2 separate regions of the Homo sapiens genome follow, and region 2 is linked to region 1. A link is a loop called in an ENCODE intact Hi-C map of the cell type or tissue named here. Cell type or tissue: gastrocnemius medialis. All regions are shown on one strand. Links, peaks and the distances in the headings refer to the core of each region. The heading gives the core; the rest is flanking DNA.

The links. Peaks named below come from ENCODE experiments on the same cell type or tissue, not always from the same donor. Only the 100,000 strongest peaks of a DNase experiment are listed, where the experiment ranks them.
Region 2: a loop joins it to region 1, with 2.6 times the contacts of the local background. A loop is called at or near these places in 12 of 110 quality-filtered maps.

The regions. Positions count from the first base shown.
Region 1 is chr2:45,820,687-45,826,059 of GRCh38, forward strand. The region is part of intron 1 of PRKCE (protein kinase C epsilon); the gene reads left to right. Among named protein-coding and RNA genes, the nearest start is that of PRKCE-AS1, 150 kb to the left of the region's middle. RefSeq lists a silencer at 1,284-1,578 and enhancers at 2,678-3,200, 3,201-3,722. In gastrocnemius medialis, for the core only: a CTCF peak has its summit at 3,326; DNase peaks (open chromatin) are centred at 1,056, 1,375, 1,808 and 3,185; H3K27ac peaks cover 3,699 bases.
Region 2 is chr2:45,880,857-45,886,229 of GRCh38, forward strand. The region is part of intron 2 of PRKCE (protein kinase C epsilon); the gene reads left to right. Among named protein-coding and RNA genes, the nearest start is that of PRKCE-AS1, 210 kb to the left of the region's middle. In gastrocnemius medialis, for the core only: no CTCF peak of the experiment used is centred there; a DNase peak (open chromatin) is centred at 2,025; H3K4me3 peaks cover 657 bases; H3K27ac peaks cover 2,390 bases.

The sequences.
Region 1 (5,373 bases), core at 307-5,306:
TTGAAGTTTTCAAACTGAAAGCTTCTCTGTCTTCATTTGTTGTTCTCGATCATTCCCAACTTTCTGTTTGGTGCATGGTTGTTGCAGATTTTTGCATTGTCCCTGCAAGAGTTTACAGTTGAGGCCCCAAGAGATTGTCCTGGGTCATGTTGACCTTAGTGGCAGAAGCAAGGCAAGACACCTGGCCTTCTGTCTCCCCACCCCCTTCCCACCCCCCAGCATGGCAACAAACTGCAATCTTATGAGGTTCTAGCTCTAGCTCCCTCACATCCAGAAAACTTGTTTGGGTCTGGCGACAAATCACCTTATACAAGAGATTACACAGCCAGCATATTTGAGCCCCAAGGGTCAGGGGAGCCAAGCCTGGGGTAGGGAGGTGGAGGAGGCTCTTGGTTCAGGACTTCCAAGGCTAGTCTGGGATAATTCACCCCTTCAAGCCTCTTGTACCCTATCTCACAGGCTGTGGGCATACTTCCTTTTTGTAATATTTAGAAGTTGGTGATTGATGGAAAGGAGGGACAGCATTTAAAAATATTATTTATGTCTAGAGTTACTTTACTCAACATTGAATATTTACAAGTGGAGGTAATTATCTCCCCTAAGTTAGAGTTTCTAAGGGAAGAGACAGACCACCATAGCCTGGAGTGGACACAAGCAACAAATGTGAATTGAGCAGCCTCTAAATGTAGGACCCTTTGCTGGGCCCAGGAGGATGGTGGGGGTGGAGGTATAGAGCAGGCCACACCTCTGAAGGGCTACCTGTGGAACCTACCTGGGGACTAGTAGTACAGGTGAGAAGAGAGTTCCTGACAACCCAGTTGACCCTCAATGCCCAAGGGGTGTCTCAGAGGGAGACTGCTGGAGGAAGGATTGAGGAGTCAGGATGTGCCCTAGGAAAGAAGGTATTTGGAGCCCAGCATGAGGCTGATTTGGGGACTGGCATGTGTCGGGGGACTTGGGCAGGATGGTGGCCAGGGGAGCCCGGCCTGAGCATTGGGCACTGGTGGTGGTAAATAAGGTATGATTGGAATGCAGGCCACAGTACAGAAGTGGGTTGCAGTGTTGTGGAAATGAATGTCACCCTGGGGACAGAGGGAAGGCTTGGGCAAGAAGTGTCCCGATGGCAGCTGTATTGTAGATCAGCTAATTGAGATTCTATCTGCTGGGTGGATTCATGCTGAGGAGAGTAAGGGAAGACCTAGGAGCTGTCAGGCTAGAGGCTGAGGATTGGCACCAGGGACGAGAATGGAACCGAAGGGTGGGCACAGCAGCTTACAGTGAAGGGCTTGAGGGGGCTTAGTGACTGAGGAGCTCTGAGGTGCGGGGCGTGGGAGGACCTGTAGCCGGCTTCGGCTGAAGGGCCTGGGAGAGCAGGGTGCAGAATGTTCTGGCACCTGTCCAGGGTACTCTGTTTCTGAGTCATTTGTGTGTACCTTTTCAGAAATGGTTGTGTAATGTCCACACATATCAGTTTTTGTAGATATCAAATTTGTGTGTGTACAAAGGCACACAGAGACAGGGAAGCTAAATGTTCCTGTCACCTCCAAAAGGGAGAATGGTAATTTTGTATTTTGTAGTTTAGGGAAGGCCCCATGGCATTTTAACAGCAGCCGATTTACGGAGGATGAAACTTGAGCCAGCCCGGGAGAAAAGTGCTGTGGGCTCTTGGGAGAAATGAGAAAGCAGCCCACATTGTGTACCCACAAGCAACCCCAGCAGATGAGGTCAGCGCCTGGGGGTGCAAACCCTCTGGGGTGGCCCAGGTCCTGCCTGCAGGGTCGTGGCTGTCTGCAGATGTGTCTGTTGCTGGATGTGGACACAAGGGTAACTGCCAGCCATCCCCAAGTCTGCACAGTCACTCTCTTCCTTGTGCCTGGGCTGGGGTGCCCTGTAATGACTCTGGGCATAGAGAGCTTTGTGCCATGGGATTTGCACTTTCCACCTGGGTAACTAAGAACAGCTTGGCAATTTAAGTGGTGGTTGGGGTGCCTTTGGAGGTGCTGTGGGGCAAGACGTCCGAATCCGTGTCACTCACTGAGTGAGTTCCATCATTGCTAAGACTTTTCTATAGATTTCTCTTTTCTGCCTTAGTTAGGAGTGCTTGCTTTTTAACCTTCTGTCTCTGTAAGGAGAGTTGCTTCTTAACTTTTTATTTCAGTAATGATTCCCTTATGCAAAACTCTCATTAGTAATTACCCTTCTCTCCCACTGTAGGGTATACGATTGGTATGGGATGGCCAAAATATAATCACAGATAAGTGATGGATCTATTTCATTTTTTGATTGGGTTCTGTTAGTCACTGCCTTGTCATTAATTCCTGTTAAACCCCCACTCCCACCCCAATTGACCAGGTGCCATGCTAGGCCCAGGGGAAACAAAGAGGTATGGACTCTGTCCCCAAGGAGCCTGGGCTCCTACTGAAGTTGTTCCTTGCTGTCAAGCCGTGTGCTCCAGGAAACTTGTCAAGGAATGAAATGGACTCCACTAGGGCTTTGAATATTGGGATAGATTCCCAGGCCTGGGATTCTTAAGGCTTGAGAAGTTTGTCCTCGAGGACCACAGCCTTCCTGCTACTTCAAACGACACACCTGGATCTATGAGAGTTATCAGCAGTAACGTTGAGCCTCTGCTCTTTCTGGATGAAAAGGAACTGGAATTGGTTGGAAAATATTTCACCCCTAGTAGCTGAGCTGTTGAATTACTTTCGCAGACAGGCTATTGAAACTTTTGGATCTCATTAAATCAGGAAACCTGCCATTCACTGACAGATTAATGAATTAAAGAATCAGAGAGTGACTTGACTTTCAAGGAAAGTAAGTGGTGGATTTTCTTCTACTTGACTAATTGGGTACCAGGGGATGTGTTACACTCCAGATAGTCACTCCACAGCAAGAAAGTCGGGGGTAGGGAGCAGAAAGGAAGCCAGGAGTGGGCCATGGTGGCAGGCACTCCCAACTTCTTGGTTTAAATGCCACCAGTAGGCATCCTAGGAGAGCAGCTTCCATCTGCCTGGGACAGAGAGCTTCCAGTGTTCCATACCTGTGCCTCTGGCTGATTTCCCAGGTTGTTCCCTGGGCCCAGTTCCACCTCTGAGGGCATGTCCAGCTTTGCTGCTGGCAGCCACAGAGGCATCTGAGAGGCATGTGCTCTGGACAACTGGGTCTGTTCCGTGCTGGCAGAGCTTTCGCAGAGGCCTGCCCAGAGGCTCGCAGCTCCTGGGAGGAGCAAGGATATGGCGTCTGGCTCAGCTGAGATGGACTGGGCATTGCACTCACAGGATGTGCTCACTGGCTCACTGGCTTTCCTTGGCACTGCAGGGAGGTTGGCAGGCTTATGTCACACACCCTGCAGGCTGCTGCAGTTCCATCCTGTGTAGTGCTGACTGCACTCCCAGCTTTCTATGAGGGCACAGCCCAGCATGGCTGTATGCAAGTTTACTATGTTTGTTGGTGGAGAGGTAATCTTGAGGCAATCAAAGAGAATCAGGGATAATTTGCAGGCTTCAGCAGGACTGTTCTGTTGTTAACACAATTAGTTCCATTAATCCTCTCCAATCATCTAAGGTAAACAGACAGCCTTTGAAGTCAGGGCAAACATCTTTATGAAGAAAGGAAAGGATGAAGTGATCAACTCCTTTCTTTCCAAAGCCCTTACCATTGTGAATCCTGAACAAAACATTAAAAGCACCACCACCTGCTATATCCACACAGGAGGACCAGGGAAGCAGCTCGGGGAGTCTCTTAAGCGGGGCGTGTTGTGTCCCCAGCAGGGCATTGGGTTGGACTGGTGGGGAGGACTCCCTTCCCCAATTGAGCTCTTCAAGAAAGCCTAGAATTAGCCTTTGGATAACAGTCCGGTTGGGCTACTTAAGTTGACCATTTCCTCCCTCCCTCCCTCCGTCCCTCCCTCCCTCATTTCCTCCCTTCTTTTTCTCCTCCTTTTCTTTTTATTTTATTATGGAAAATTTCAAACATATTCAAAAATAGAGCAGAATAATGGACCCTCATGCCTCTACCACCCAGTTTCAATAGTTGTGACCCATGAGCAATTTTCCAGTTGGTATTTAATGATCGCCACCCCTCCCTTTATGTGAGTTTTCTGATTTGTTGTGTGTTGCTTATCTGTTTATGAATGAAGGGGGAAATTCTAATGGAGATTTCCTGTCTCTTCTTTCTCTTCTCCCTTAGAAGTTGAATGGGCCAACAATTTTGGTTGATGTGGAGGTTTTCTGGGCCAAGAAAGCTGCAGTCAGGGCAGGAGACGGGGTTGGAGAGGTTGGGTGGTGGGAACCGGGAAAAGGTTCTGCTGAACGTGGGTTCGCCTGGTGGGGTACATGGATTGAGAAATGAGACTGCCTTTTTGTTTAGATTTCAGCAAATTTGCCAACTCCACATTACTTTTTTCCTCCGGGGATGAATGTAGAACTAGTAGCCTTCATAACAACAGCTATGCCAGTGTCATCTTTGCCTGGCCTTGGTTCTAATCCTCTTACTCCCTTTTCTGTGTCTCACCTTAAAACAGGAGCTGCACCTTGTGGGGAACTTGTGGCTCTGCAGCCTAAGTAAGAGAGCACCTTGGGCAATAGGTTTAGGCACTAGCCACGGTTTTCCTGCAACAGGCCTGGGACTTGGGGGGGCCCTGCTGCAGCCCCCACCAGTGTATCTTGACAGAATTTCGGAGCTAAGGTGTTTAGCGGTGAGGGGTGGGACACCAAACTGTGTTAGAGCAACAGCAGCAGGCAGATAGGTTTCTTAGCAACAGGAAATGCCATTATGCCAACTTGAAACATTAGTTCAGTTTTCCTACTTTTTTTTTCCCCACCACACAAACCTCACTTTGCAAAAAGTGCAGACAGTTAGTTCAGTGGTGCATGAAATCAATGTTACACCTGATTTAATAAAAACTACAGTATGCAGCTGGGCCCAGTAGCTTGCTCCTATAATCCCAGCGCTTTGGGAGGCCAAGAGAGGAGGATCGCTTGAAGCCAGGAGTTCGAGACCAGCCTGGGTAACGTAGCGAGACCCTATCTCTACAAAGTATGTTAAAAAAAATTAGCCAGGCATGGTGGCATGCACCTGTAGTCCCAGCTACTTGGGAGGCTGAGGCAGGAAGATCACTTGAGCCCAGGAGTTAGAAGCTGCAGTGAGCTATGATCATACCACTGCTTTCCAGCCTGGGCAACAGAGCAAGATCCTATTTCAAAAACAAAAACATACCCCACAGTGTATATTTGGCAGGGACGGGGGGATGGGGGGATGATAGACTTAGGTTTTTTTGCCATCTCTTTAGAAGATATACAGAAAGTTAACAGAAGCAGGGCTTTTATAAGTCATGTGTCTGTGAAGAGGGTGCATGTTTGGTGGTGATGGTAT
Region 2 (5,373 bases), core at 121-5,120, 60 kb after region 1:
AGATTTCAGGGTGTAGGCCGGGCGCGGTGGCTCACGCCTGTAATCCCAGCACTTTGGGAGGCCGAGGCGGGCGGATCACGAGGTCAGGAGATCGAGACCATCCGGGCTAAAACGGTGAAACCCCGTCTCTACTAAAAATACAAAAAATTAGCTGGGCGTAGTGGCGGGCGCCTGTAGTCCCAGCTACTTGGGAGGCTGAGGCAGGAGAATGGCGTGAACCCGGGAGGCGGAGCTTGCAGTGAGCCGAGATCCCGCCACTGCACTCCAGCCTGGGCGACAGAGCGAGACTCCGTCTCAAAAAAAAAAAAAAAAAAAGATTTCAGGGTGTATTTGCCTTCAGAGCCTGCAGCTGGTATCTTAATGAGCCCACCTTCTCCTGCTCTGTAGTATCTGTCTGGAGAAGCAGAGCCATGAAATTAAGGCAATCCATATATAGAACATGCTGTGTCTAATTTAGTCTTCTACAGGCTGGAAAACAAAGGATGAGACAAGTGTTGCAATCCAGGTGGACACATCTTAAAACACTTAGATGGACACATTTTAAATGGAATTTCTAGGCCTCATTACCATTTTTGGATATAATGGTACTTAAATGTTATTTAAGTACCCAAGTCAGAAATTTATAAATATAGTGATTGCAGTTAAAATATTTTATATTCAAAGTGCTTCATAGGTCCTTAATATGCACTAAATCATATAAAAGCCAACTCTTACATAGTGCTTACTATTCCCCAAGAAGGATTTTAACTATGTGATGTTTATTCTCTTAATTATCTCAGCATCATTATGTGGTAGGTGCTATAGTCATCCCCATTTTTACAGATGAGGAAACTAAGACCCAGCACGATGGAATGACTTGCCTAAGTCACACAATATGAGGTAGAGCCAAGTTGCAAACTCAGCCCTTCTGGCTCTGTGTCCTTAATCTTACTCTTTACTATTGAGGGAACGAGATTGAATTTTAACTAGCTGCCCAAGGCTATCCAGGGCTCTGTGTAGTTGTGCAGGTTAGCTAGAAACTAGAAGCTCAGTGGTAGCTCGAAGACCCCTGGAGCATGTGGAGCTCTGTGTGTTGTCATGACAGTAGCCTAAGGAGACATTTCCTTGCCTTCCATTGGGTTTATGAGCTTTCCAAAGCGCTGATATGTCAGGTCTGACTGGCCAGGGGGGAAAGGTGTTTCTGTAGAAAGGCATAAACTAAGCATGAGTTAATATTTTAAAAGTTTAGAAATGAAATTAAGGTGTTATAATTGTTTTTTCTGCTTTGGTGACTTGTCTTACCTACATGTTTTCCTTCCGATATCATGATGTCATAGCTAATATGTGGCGACTGGGTTTCGAGTTTCAGGTTGAGGATGCCATGGTGATATACCTCCATGTAGAAGCTGTGAAGTTACAGCACCTTTGTTTTCATGTCAGTTGTCTTTTGATGCTGTCCTCCAAGACAGCTGCCGTATCTCTTGTAGCCATGTAGTTCTGCATGTGGGTTGCTATTAATATTTGTACACAAGCATCACACGTGGGTTAATGCAACATCCTTGCTCTGATGTCCGCAGTCTCATAGTAGTCTGAAGCCTCATTGGATGAGTTATTCTGTGGTACTGGGTCCTCCTCCATTGCTGGGATTGACAAATTCAAAGATGTCTTGGGGACATGAGTTCAACTACTCCAAAGAAAAATGATGTTTGGAAAATCATCACTGCAGAATAAACAGTTGTTGACTAGCTTTCTACTAGATGCTTTTCTTTATGGTGATATTTGAGTGTTTTTCTTTCCTGAGCTATTCAGAAAATTGGCTTATTCTCAATTACTCCTTGACCCTGGAGGCCCATCCACCAACGGAAGAGAAAGACGGAGAAGACAGGGAACAGAAAGGAGCCTGCCTTAAGAGCTGGAATCTGATTCCACTTGCCCCTTTGGGCCTGCACTCAACGTTTCTTAAATGTTCACGTGTTACCTCCGAGTCTGCCGATTCCAGGGAAGCTCTGGCTTCTGTCATCACCTCTGGCAGGACAAGCAAGCAGGCTCCCTGCAAAAGGACTTGGAAGCTAATAAAGCTGGCCGCTGCTTCGGAAATGCAAAGGCTTGACACGTGTTCATCTGGCAAAGCTGGACTGAAACCACACTCCCCGCAGCAATGAGTGGCGACGGCCAGTCGCTACTCAAATACTTGGCACTCTGGGCTTAAATTTTAGTTGGGTAAAAAATGGGAAAAAAGCCTTCTATCTTCAAATTCACATTGTAGTACTTCTTTGAGGTACTGACTCTCATTCCTGCAGCCAGCCATTCTGTATATTCATTCTGTGTGTTCACTGCATATCGATGCTGCCATTTGGGGACTTCCCTAAACAGATTGCTCTTGAATAGAGCCAAGTATGGATTTGGATTTTGTGGAGATTAACTGGTCACTGAGCTTGCATTGTCAGAAAACGGTAGTGTTGCAGCACAATCCAGGGAGGACTCTGAGGCGCCCTGCAGGGATGACCCTTGGCTGGCCCATAGTGTGGGTGAAGACCCGAGGGAAGCCCATTATAGCCCCTGCTGCTGGCTCAGCTGTGGCCAGTGTCTAATGGCCTTCGGGAGCCAACCACGGAGTCTGGAAGGCTCCTAGAGGTGAGTTCCCCGTCGTGCTGGGGGCACAGGCAGGGCAGAGCTACCCTTCTCCGCATGTGCCAGCCTAACAGGTCCCTCCCTCTTGCTCATCTGTGTGGGTTTTGCCTTTTTGGGGTGGGAGGCATTAAATGTATACTATAGTTCTTACACATTTACAGTTTTTATCATGCCTGTGTGGAGAGTGAGTCTGCACAACTACCATGCCATGCTACACTCCCTATATGATGTCAGTCAGTTCCTTAGGAAGAGGTTGTCCTCCCCGCCTGTCATGCTGGAAGGAAGGACAAATGGGGCTGGCATATCCTTTCTGCACAGCCACTGTGGGAACAGGGTATGGGTCACACACAGGCAGGAGAGTGTGTGGGAAACTCCCTTTTCTCTGCCTGGGGAGGGGCTTGGGCTTTGGGGAGAAGTCCTGGGAATCCTTGGAGCTTGCTTCCCACGTTGTCAATGCTTTGCAGAGCTGAGGTTTTTCCCTTACTGCAGAGTCGCTCAGAATCTTTGAGACTGCCCAAGGCCTTCTGGGGCACAGAGCTGGGTTTTTGGCAACTGCCTTGAGAGTGAGTGGCGTTGTGGACTGCCATCCAGCCCCTCCCTCCCTGTTACAGTTTTTAGAATACTTGTTTTTGCAAACAACCAGGACTGTTGTGAACATCTGTATCCTGAAACCAACACTGTTTCAGGTGGAGGGGAAAGTCTGGAGAGGCCTGGCATCTCAGCCAGGAGGTGGGGTGAGAGGGTTCTGAGTTCAGGTTCTGCCACTGGGCAAGTTACTCAACCTCTGAGTTCAGTTTCCTCCTTGATAAAATAGAAATGCTACTGTTGACTCACTTGTTGAAAGGATGCCTATGATAAAGTCTCCCTTTTATTGCTGGGTAAACCAAAACCAGAAGTGACCTGTCCAGGGTTCATAGTATGACGACAGGGTGGTGGTGAGGAAGGAGGCCTGGGTTCAAGACCAGATCTCCCTGTTCTGCAATCCTTGTGGTCTTAGGCAAGTCCTCCAATCTCTAAAGTCTCCATTTCTACGGAGGTAAAATGGGAGCAGTAACTGTGGCAGCAAGTGTCTTGTCTCGACACCTACGACAATGTTATAGGAATAAAGGGAGGCAGCACATGCCTTGTAAACTGCAAGGAATTTTGCAGCTGCAAAATGTTTCCACCTCTACAGCTTGTTGGTGACTGAGCCAGTCAACAATGAGCTCTTTAGAGTTCCTGGCCTGTGGGCTCTTAAAGTGATTTTTAAAACATGTTTTCATGGCTAGTTTTTCTTATGAAAGTAATACTTGCTCGTTGTAAAAACTTCAACCAGCACAGAGGGATGAAGAGCGAAAGACACCCTTTCTCCAACCAGTTCTATTCCCCAGAGGTGACTTCTGCTTACTTCTGTCTCCTTCTGGAAATTGTCTGCACCTGTGCATATACACACGGACACAGACACATGTCTGATTGTATAAGCTGCGTGTGATCTGTTATATGTGATCCATATATATATATATATATATATATATATATATATATATATATATATATTTGTTGTTGTTGTTGTTGTTTTACCAAGAGCTCAAGTGAAAATCCAGGTAGTTTTCAGTATTTTGATTACTAGAAACAATGCCACAGTGAGCAGAGGTATACTTTCTTATGACTTGGTCTCTCTGGATTTAAAACAAATGTTGAAAGCAGCTAGTGGCTCAGAGCTTTCAGAATTATCTTTTGCACTTGGCAGAATGAATCTTTCCCCAGAAAGAATTATGTTGTTAATACTGTGGTTTTCCACTGCTCCACCCAGTTAAATTTAATCACACCATGTGACTTCCAAATAAAATGATGTGTGTGTCTGGAGGGAAGGGACCTGACAAAGCTTCCTTTTTTTTATCGACCCTAGGGAACAGAGCAAAGCTCTCTTCAGAAGGCCTGGCTTTCAGAGACCTTCTGCCTGGGACATTTATATTCGCAGCCCATTCTCCAGTGTCCTTGGAGGAAGCTGCTGCTATTAATTGGGTTGGAGAGAGAGAGTGGCTATGTGTATTTTGATACATGTCTTCCTATACAAAACAAGCCTGGACCACTTCATTTAAAAAAGTTAATCTACATGAATTAATATATCTGTCTGATTGCCTCTGGTCTGGATGGCCATTTGGGCAGTGCATAATCGTAGCCCAGCCAAATTTCTCTGACTGTTGTTGACAACAGATAGGATTTAGTTCTCTAGCCAAAGCAAACACTTCATCCTAAAGTGAATTTTGGGGGTTAGGGCAACTCCTATGATTTCATATTGCAGTGTAAAATGGTTTCTCTTACAGTTAAAAACAAATCCACAAATTTGTGGGTTTTGGGTGCTTTGATTTTTGTTATTTTCCCAAAATGTTGTGTGTAGGATAATTTAAAAAGCAAAATCTTATTTTAAGTGCACGAGGGAGCCTCGGAGAAATCCCATGGAGTTGCTTTTTAACGAAGGCTCTTTTGACAATGTAAATCCAAGAATCAGGTGTGTAAAGAATGTTAGACCCACACCTCCCCAGAACGTGAATCTTTCCCACTGAACTCCCTGGTCAGTGTGGCCTCCTGCTCCTCCTCTTCCTCCTCAAGAGGCCTACCTGGGCTGTCTTGCCACTGACCCCACGTTTGCTGGCAGGTGGAACTCTTACCTGTCCGGGCCATGGGCTCTGGGCTTGCTTCACATGCTGGACCATTTCTGTTCTTGGCCTTAGAATGCATGGTGAAGTGCTTGCAGGACTGTCCTCAGCCCAGGGAGCTCTG